Regions from separate parts of the Homo sapiens genome. Here regions 2 and 3 are each linked to region 1. A link is a contact called in ENCODE Hi-C or POLR2A ChIA-PET data. All regions are on one chromosome and are shown on one strand. Each heading gives the region's core, a stretch centred on a gene start or an enhancer-like site at or near the end of the contact. The rest is flanking DNA. Distances are from core to core; before and after follow the strand shown.

What was found. Hi-C counts contacts between places; a loop is a spot of excess contacts on that map. ChIA-PET counts read pairs that join two places held with the same protein, here RNA polymerase II (POLR2A). Pooled maps may share reads with other maps.
Region 2: a loop to region 1 is called in a pooled map, with 7 times the contacts of the local background. The contact joins two enhancer-like sites. A Hi-C loop is called at or near these places in 5 of 50 pooled maps. POLR2A ChIA-PET finds 5 or more read pairs at or near these places in 3 of 52 experiments (H1, naive thymus-derived CD4-positive, alpha-beta T cell and naive thymus-derived CD8-positive, alpha-beta T cell).
Region 3: a loop to region 1 is called in a pooled map, with 3 times the contacts of the local background. The contact joins two enhancer-like sites. A Hi-C loop is called at or near these places in 4 of 50 pooled maps. POLR2A ChIA-PET finds 5 or more read pairs at or near these places in 3 of 52 experiments (GM12878, K562 and activated CD8-positive, alpha-beta memory T cell).

What each region holds. Positions count from the first base shown.
Region 1 is chr4:39,468,309-39,471,008 of GRCh38, reverse strand. It overlaps LIAS (lipoic acid synthetase), which reads right to left. Exons shown (of 11, transcript NM_006859.4): 8 at 845-990. Among named protein-coding and RNA genes, the nearest start is that of LIAS, 11 kb to the right of the region's middle. Within about 2 kb of position 1,413, at least 14 of the 41 ENCODE cell types and tissues checked have a DNase peak (open chromatin) inside an H3K27ac peak, as active enhancers do.
Region 2 is chr4:40,120,270-40,122,969 of GRCh38, reverse strand. N4BP2 (NEDD4 binding protein 2) reads right to left here. Exons shown (of 18, transcript NM_018177.6): 9 at 661-2,700. Among named protein-coding and RNA genes, the nearest start is that of N4BP2, 65 kb to the right of the region's middle. Within about 2 kb of position 1,274, at least 4 of the 41 ENCODE cell types and tissues checked have a DNase peak (open chromatin) inside an H3K27ac peak, as active enhancers do.
Region 3 is chr4:40,246,255-40,248,971 of GRCh38, reverse strand. It overlaps RHOH (ras homolog family member H), which reads right to left. Exons shown (of 3, transcript NM_004310.5): 3 at 2,005-2,717. Among named protein-coding and RNA genes, the nearest start is that of RHOH, 51 kb to the right of the region's middle. Within about 2 kb of position 1,336, at least 5 of the 41 ENCODE cell types and tissues checked have a DNase peak (open chromatin) inside an H3K27ac peak, as active enhancers do.

The DNA.
Region 1 (2,700 bases), core at 164-2,663:
AGGATAAATACTTCTAATACTATGGAATCAATGCTAAAATAGTAGTGGAGGGTATTTTAGAGTAGGAGTCTGGTAGAAAAGGTATGGGAAATGGTATATGCAAAAACCTCAATGCACCTATATTATAGAGCAAATATGTTGCATTAGGCTTTTACTCAATGCACAAGATATGCTATGGGGGCTGTGATTTAAACTATGACATATCAGAATCTTTCTAATAAACTGTGTGCAATGTGGTAAACAGCAGGTCTTGATTATTATATGAACTTATTACTCTTTGAACCACTAAATAACTACAAGTAGTCCAAGGGTCCTCAGCTAAAATTAAAACTTTGAAATTCCAAAGTTTAAAAAGTCCAAGAATCACAAAGCAAATGGACTTACGGGACTAAAGTTCAGCAAAGTCCAAAGCACACCATGTTATGTGACAATGCTACAAGTAAGCTCTTTCTCAGAGGCCTGGATTAGTCTCATTGATCTATGAACTGTCAGTGCCTGGTACCAGGCTGGCTCTCCAAAAGTGTCCAATGATAGAATGAGAAAAGTGGATGAAATCATGCTTTCAGTGGATGCAAAGGATGGGGAATAAAATGGGATATAAATTTTGTATCCTGAGCGTCATGCATATCACTCCATGAAATTCCAAGAAAATTTATTTCCTTTGCTTTTTTTTTTTTAACTTGTATTTTAGATTTGAGGGTGCATGTGCAAGTTGGTTTCCTTTTCATGCTGCCATCTATAACCATATACTTTTCTTTGTTCTTAGAAGGGCCTTCAAAGTGAGTGGGTTCCTGCTATTACTCAAATTACATGGGAAAGATTTTTCATTTTTCAATTTCTTTACCTTTCATTGTTGCATATACTTGCTCATCATTCTCGCCTAAACCCAACATTATAGATGTTTTAGAAATAACATCAGGCTGAACCTTCTTGGCATGTTTCAGTACACGTAGGGACTGATCAAAATTGGCCCGAGGATCACGAACCTTACTGGAAAACAGCAGGACTGTTGTCAGCAAGAATTACAAGTTCAACCAAGTACATAGTTATGCAAGCAACCTGAAAGACCAGAGAAGTACATTCTGCACATTATCTTAAATCACATAGTTCAAAGGTAGCATTTATGCACAGATGCCTGTTAATTTAGGAAAGAAAAGGCCTCACTGGGCTCCCTAGTTCTATCTCAAGCCTGGGGCAGAGAAAAGTAGAATGGAAGAAATTACTTCAGTTTATGCATTGAGAAACCAGAATTCTGAAGCGAAAAATTAGAAGAGAAAGGAAAAAAAGCAGAAGTAAGAGAGTCTCCATACTGAACAAAGAAAAAAATAAGCTGAACCCACATGTCAGAGGGTTGAAACTTTCAAGTTCATTTCTTTTCTGAAGACTAAGCTGCCCTCTGCTGGTAAGTATACAACACTGCCACATATTAGGTAAAGAAATGCATGATTCTGGAATTTTCACTGGAAAGGATCATGTTTTTAAGTGAAACCAGGGAAACTGGCACCCACTGGTGGTGGTATCATGATGAGGTTGGAACAGGCTGTGTCCTAGACTTCAACAATGGCCAAACCACCATGGCTTAAATGACTTATCCTTTAAGCCAAAAGGCCAGAAAGCTTCTGATGTTAAACTGGATTTCATTTCAATTCTAATGCAGCTTTATTTTCTGTAATTGTTTTTCATTGGAGACTAGTTAACAGGAAAGAGAAGAAACAAATTTATGAACTTAAAAGTAACTGAAACTGACATTATAGAAATCACTTTTTAACAGAATTTCTCCACTGAAATTAAGTTATGGTCTCTACTGTTTATGATTTAGTGAAAATGGTGGTTATTGTTTACTGTAACTTCTTTCAGGCTCTATGACACAGATCATATGTAGAAGCTAATAAAATCACTGCTAAATGCTAAAATTAAAGAAAAAAATGATATTACTCTTGCCCGAAGCTTAAAATGTTCATTTTTCTAAAATTTGAATGGATGTGGATAACAATCCTTACTTTTTTTCTTACATCAGTGTTACTTGCCAATGATTAGTCTTAATTACTGAAATTATTAGGAATAAGAAAGCATAGTGTCTACTTTTTTTAAAAAGTACATCTGAATGATATGAGTTTTTTTCTTTTTTTTTTTTTTTGAGACAAAGTTTTGCTGTCGCCCAGGATGGAGTACCATGGCACTATCTCGGCTCACCGCAACCTTCGCCTCCCGGGTTCAAGCAATTCTCCTGCCTCAGCCTCCAGAGTAGCTGGAATTACAGGTCTGCACCTAGCTAAAATTTTTTGTATATTTAGTAGAGATGGGGTTTCATCATGTTGGCCAGACTGGTCTTGAACTCCCAACCTCAGGTAATCCGCCCGCCTCGGCCTCCCAAAGTGCTAGGATTATAGGCGTGAGCCACGAGTTTTTCTTCTGCATCATTTATTACACATATTAGTGCTGAATATATATATATAAATATATATGAATATATATAATATAAAAAAATATATATATATATATATATTTTTTTTTTCCTTTCTCTTTCTAGATGGAGTTTCGCTCTTTTTGCCCAAGCTGGAGTGCAATGGCGCAATCTCACCTCACTGCAACCTCCGCCTCCCGAGTTCAAGTGATTCTTCTCCTGCTTCAGCCTACCGAGTAGCTGGGATTACAGGCATGTGCCACCACGCCTGGCTATCTTGTATTTTTAGTAGAGAC
Region 2 (2,700 bases), core at 25-2,524, 650 kb before region 1:
TTATATGCTATGTTACTGTCTTCACACTTCTTGACTACTGCAGTTATACAAAGCTTCACAGTAAATCTAAGTTATTCCTTTCCATGAGTCTAAATATGTTTACTTTATTCATTTCTATTAGTCAAGACTTTTCAATAAATATGTTCTAAAAAATTAATCTTGTCTTAAATGTATCTGGAGTAGCACCAAAGGATTTTAAAAGGTTCATCCGTACAATTAAGTGTGAAGTAAATACCAGAGAAAACGTTCAAACTATGTATGGGATAAATACAAACTCCATATAAATATTCTCTATTTCTTCCTATTGTATTTTTTAAAGTCCTCCAGAAATGTGTCAAAAATAAGGCACTATGTGAAGTTAGGCAACATAAAATTACTTTTGCATTTCAGTTAACATAGAATATAATTTTACAATCAAAATAGAACTCTCTAGCCAGGTACGGTGGCACATGCCTATAATCCCAGCTACTCTGGAGGCTGAGGCAGGAGAATCACTTGAACCTGGGAGGCAGAGGTTGCAGTGAGCCAAGATTGAGGCACTGCACTCCAGCCTGGGCAACAGAGCGAGACTCCATCTCAGAAAAAAAAAAAATACAAAATAGAACCCTCTGTAGTCTAGTCACACAAAGACACACACATGGTCATTTACTTTTTCCTTACCTGAATCAATACCAACAGGACCAAATAATTCATTAAGTTGAAAAGCCAGTTCAGGGGGTAATGCCAATTCCAGACAGTCTATGGTCAGAGATTTGGCCATCGCTGGAGTGGGATTCAATATCTCGGTTTTATCTTCCCCACTAACTCCAGCTGATAAACTACTTCCTGCCATTAGAATTTCCTTCATTTCCTTCTCATCTTCATTCATAAATTCTTCTTCATCTGAAAATTTCACATAATCCTTTGGAAAATTTTCATTTCTCTTTATTTCAAGAGAATCAGTAAAATAAATTTCTTCATTTAATTCAAGATTTGAAGTACTAGATACAAAGTTAAAAATATCAGAGAAATGTGAAGGAGAATGTATGTTGTCTCCAGTCTCTGTGACTACTAGGTTTTTTTCTGTTTCACTCATATCTTTAGGAGTAGTAGCTTTTAGAATACCTGGAAAGGACTGCTTACTGCTATATAAAAGTTCTTCCTGGCTGTTAGGAAGTATGTCATTATTATTCTTTAGACCCACAGCAGCACTGGGAAATATACTTGTCATCGATTCATGGTTTTCAGGAGTGACAGCTCTCATTTCCGCCTGCTCTGAGTTTCCTCTTTCTGCATCACAAGTAGACTGTGAGTCAGCGTTACTAATACCAATCCCATGGCTAAACTCTGGCACAGGAGAATTAGAATTCTCTAAAGTTCCTCTTTGGCTAATAATTTCTTTCAAATTCAACCCCAGAGAAAAAGGCCCAATTTGTGATCCATCACACGATTTTTGGAAATTCTCAAACTCTGTATCCTCACATAACTTAGTTTCAGAATCCAACAAAAGGCTTGTGGCCCAAATAATATCTTTATTGCACCTCTCATATAAGTCTTTCAGGGCTTCTAATGAAAAGGATCCAAACAGTTTACAAAGAATGTTAAGATTTTCAGATTCATCTGCACTGGTAAGCTCACTTTCTTCAACAAACGTGCTTTTATCATACATTACTCTATATGGAATTGCTTCTTGAACGTCTGATTTTGTGTTAATATTGAAAACTTTCGGCTTAAATCCATCTAATCTTCCTGTTAATACTTTGATAGAATCTGAAATGCTAATTTTATTCTTTTCTATTTTCCATAAAAGAGCAAAATCCTGTGGTTCAGTCTGGGTGCACATGCCTACTTCTTTTCCAGGGTCTCTCTTAGGCATTTGCTCTTGACATTCAGCTAACGTTTGTGGTTCTACTACTCCAGAAACAGTTGGTGCACTATTGGTAAAAGTAAGAGGCAACGATGTGTGTTGCCCATGACTCTTTTTACTTAGACAAGTCTGACTCTCACAGGTCATTTCACTGAGCAGCATTTCAGAACTTCCTAGATTGGAGCTACCCAATGTCTTTAGTTTTTGAGAGCTTGTGCCCCAACAGGCCTCATGTGCTGTAGATAAGGATATTTCATTCATTTTGTCATTTGTTCCAATTTCTAGGTTGGGCTCACTTAAACCAGTCTTTGGCATTCTTGATCTGTGTTCCCTCTGAGCTAAAGAATCAGATGAAGGCCAGTCACCCATAATGTTGAATGAGTTTTTGTCAATATTTTTATAAGCATCATATTTATAGCTATTGAGTGGCTCTGAAGCATCATCACACTGTGACTTTCTGCCATCCTCTACACTTTCATGTGGAGATCCTCGTTGCTGGACACAATCTGTATTCACAGATACACTGTTAACTAATTTGTGTGACTGAGGGTAATTATACTTTTTGTCGCTTTGTACGGATGAAGTTTTTTCAGTTTTTCTGTTCCTTTTTGTCCTCTGACCAATAGTCTTATCAACTGGCCAGTCACCAACAAAATTTGATAGCTCATGTCTTGGGAACTTTTCCAAAGTCGATTTGCTTTTTTGTTTCCCAAAGGCTTTTTTCGTTACTGTTGCTCTTTCTTCCACTATTTCACCAGGTGAGGATTTTTCATTTTGAAGTGGTCCACTATTTGCAAGATCACAGTCTTCTTGATTATTTTCACTACAGCAAGTACTAGGTGATACTCTCTCCA
Region 3 (2,717 bases), core at 87-2,586, 780 kb before region 1:
TCATGTCATAACTCTACAGATGCACCAAAGTGAGTCCTTTCATCACATTTCATTCTGGGTAAAGGGCGCCTCCTAAGTACGAAATCCTTGAAAGAGAAGAGCCAAACTCTCCTCTTCCCTGTCACTCCCTTGTTCAAAGGAAATACCTGAAACCTGAGGGGTGGAAAAGTGAGATAAGAAAAAGAGAATATTGGCCAGGCACGGTGGCCCACGCCTGTAATCTCAACACTTTGGGAGACCGAGGCGGGTGGAGCACCTGAGGTCAGGAGTTCAAGACCAGCCTGACCAACATGGTGAAACTCCATTTCTACTAAAAATACAAAATTAGCCAGGCGTAATGGAACATGCCTGTAATCTCAGCTACTTGGGAGGCTGAGGCAGGAGAATCACTTGAACCCAGAAAGCAGAGGTTGCAGTGAGCCGAGAGTGCACCATTGCACTCCAGCCTGGGCGACAAGAGCAAAACTCCATCTCCAAAAAACAAAACAAACAAACAAACAAAAAATGAAGAGAAAGAGAATATTGGCTGGGCACAGTGGCTCACACCTGTAATCTTAGCACTCTGGGAGGCCAGGGTGGGAAGATCGCTTGAGCCCAGGAGTTCAAGACCAGCCTGGGCAACGTAGTGAGACCCTGTCTCTATAATTTTTAAAATTAGCCAAGTTTGGTGGTGTGCACCCATGGTCCCAGCTACTTGGGAGGCTGAGGTGGGAGGATCACTTGAGCTCCAGAAGTTGAGGCTGCAGTGAGCCATGATCACACCACTACACTCCACTGTGGGTGTCAGAGCAAAACCCTGTCTCAAAAAAAGTTTTTTAATAAAAAAAGAAAAAGAGAATATTTCCCAAGCTTTTTATAACATTAAATAATGGTGTATTTCATCTCTGCCAATTTATATGCAATCAGCCTTTGGAGTTATGCTTTAAATACCAAGGATTGGAATGGAGACCTTTGCAAATGATGGTGTTGTGTGACATAGGTGGGTCCCATTCTCATTGCCAGAAAGACAAGGGCAGGACAAAGGTCAGACTTGGAATATTTTATTTAAAAATATATTTTTCCAGCTACTCGGGAGACCGAGGCAGGAGAATGGCATGAACCCGGGAGGCAGAGCTTGCAGTGAGCGGAGATCACACCACTGCACTCCAGCCTGGGTGACAGAGCGAGACTCCGTCTCAAAAAAATAAAAAAAATCTAAAAATTAAAAAATAAAAATAAAAATATATTTTTTAAAATACAGGCTACTTGACTGGCAGGGGTGGAGCTGCAAGCTACATGAGGTCGGATGTGGCAAAGCCATTCAGTCAAGCTGCTCTGGGAGGAAGTGGGGCAGGGTGGTTTTGAGCAGACCCACTTGAGACTCCTGGGGCAGCCACTCACCTGCTGCATGGGCTTGGCCTTGTCACATCAACATGCTGAGCCTCAGTTTCCTCATGTAAGATGGGACTCAGTATAATGTGGGCCTACACACATGTGGCAAAAGAATGCTTCGCTCGGTGGCCGGCACAGCACATCTGAAGCACTGAACAAACTTAATCAGGATGCTTCTAGCTTTCTTGTCACTCACTGCACTGGATTCTGCTGCCCAGTTAACTAGTCAGTGGAAAGTAAGACAGAATAGAATTGCTATGGATGGAATGTTTGTGTCCCCACAAATCTCAAAATGTTGAGGCCTAATCCCCAGTGTGATGGTATTTGGAGGTGAGGACTTTGCGAGGTATTAGATCATGAGGGTTGAGCCCTCATGAATGGGATTATTATCCTTAGAAGAAGAAACACCAGAAAGATGATCTCTTGCTCTACCATGTGAGAACACAGCAAGAAGACAGCCATTGCAAACCAGGCAGAGGGGTCTCACCAGAACCCAACCATGCTGTCCCTTGCCTTGGACTTCCCAGCCTCCAGAACTGTGAGAGATAAATTTCTGTTATTGAAGTCCCCTAGTCTATGGTTTTCCACTATAGCAGCCCAGGCTGACAGAGACAAGAATGAACTACCCGACCATGAAAATTAACTCTTTAATGTCATCAAGAACATATTTAATGCTGCTACTTGGAATAGTTAAGAATCGATATGCAATAGTCTACAAAAAGGTACCACAAATTTTGAAGTATAAGAAACCTGTGTCTGCATCTAGGCAGGCAAAAGTAAGTATGTGCTTATGTAGAACACACAACACACGGATTCTACCCATATGACCTATTTTTCTTCTTACCCCTACAAGGCTGGTGAGGGTCTGCTTGCTTTCTATAACCACTGTGTGGCACAGAAGCCCAATTACTGTCTTTCTCTCCATTTCAGTTTAACACAACTTTACCTCCATTGCCTTCCCTGTGCTGAGCCCTGGGGACACTGAGGAGACCAGGAGGCAGTGCTACCTTCAAGAACAGCAGTCTAGCAGGAAGACAGACACTTATCGGCTCCATTTCTGCCAGATTCTGCCACTGGAAAGGGTTTACACATAGATTCCTGGTCTCAGGTATGAGAGTTCCCAGACGGAGCTGTTAAGCTTGGCTCCCGCCAACAGGTGGAGGTCTCACCTGTGTGTCTTTGCCCAGGTGACAGCAAAGCCATTTGAGTGTGCCCTCTCTGGCCTTCCCTTCCTGCTCTGCTGCCACCGTGGAACCACCTCCTCTTCCTTCACTTAGGATCATGTATGGTGGCCCTTCCCACTTTCAGATACCCACCCCCATCTCTCTTCAACAAGAGAGAAAGAA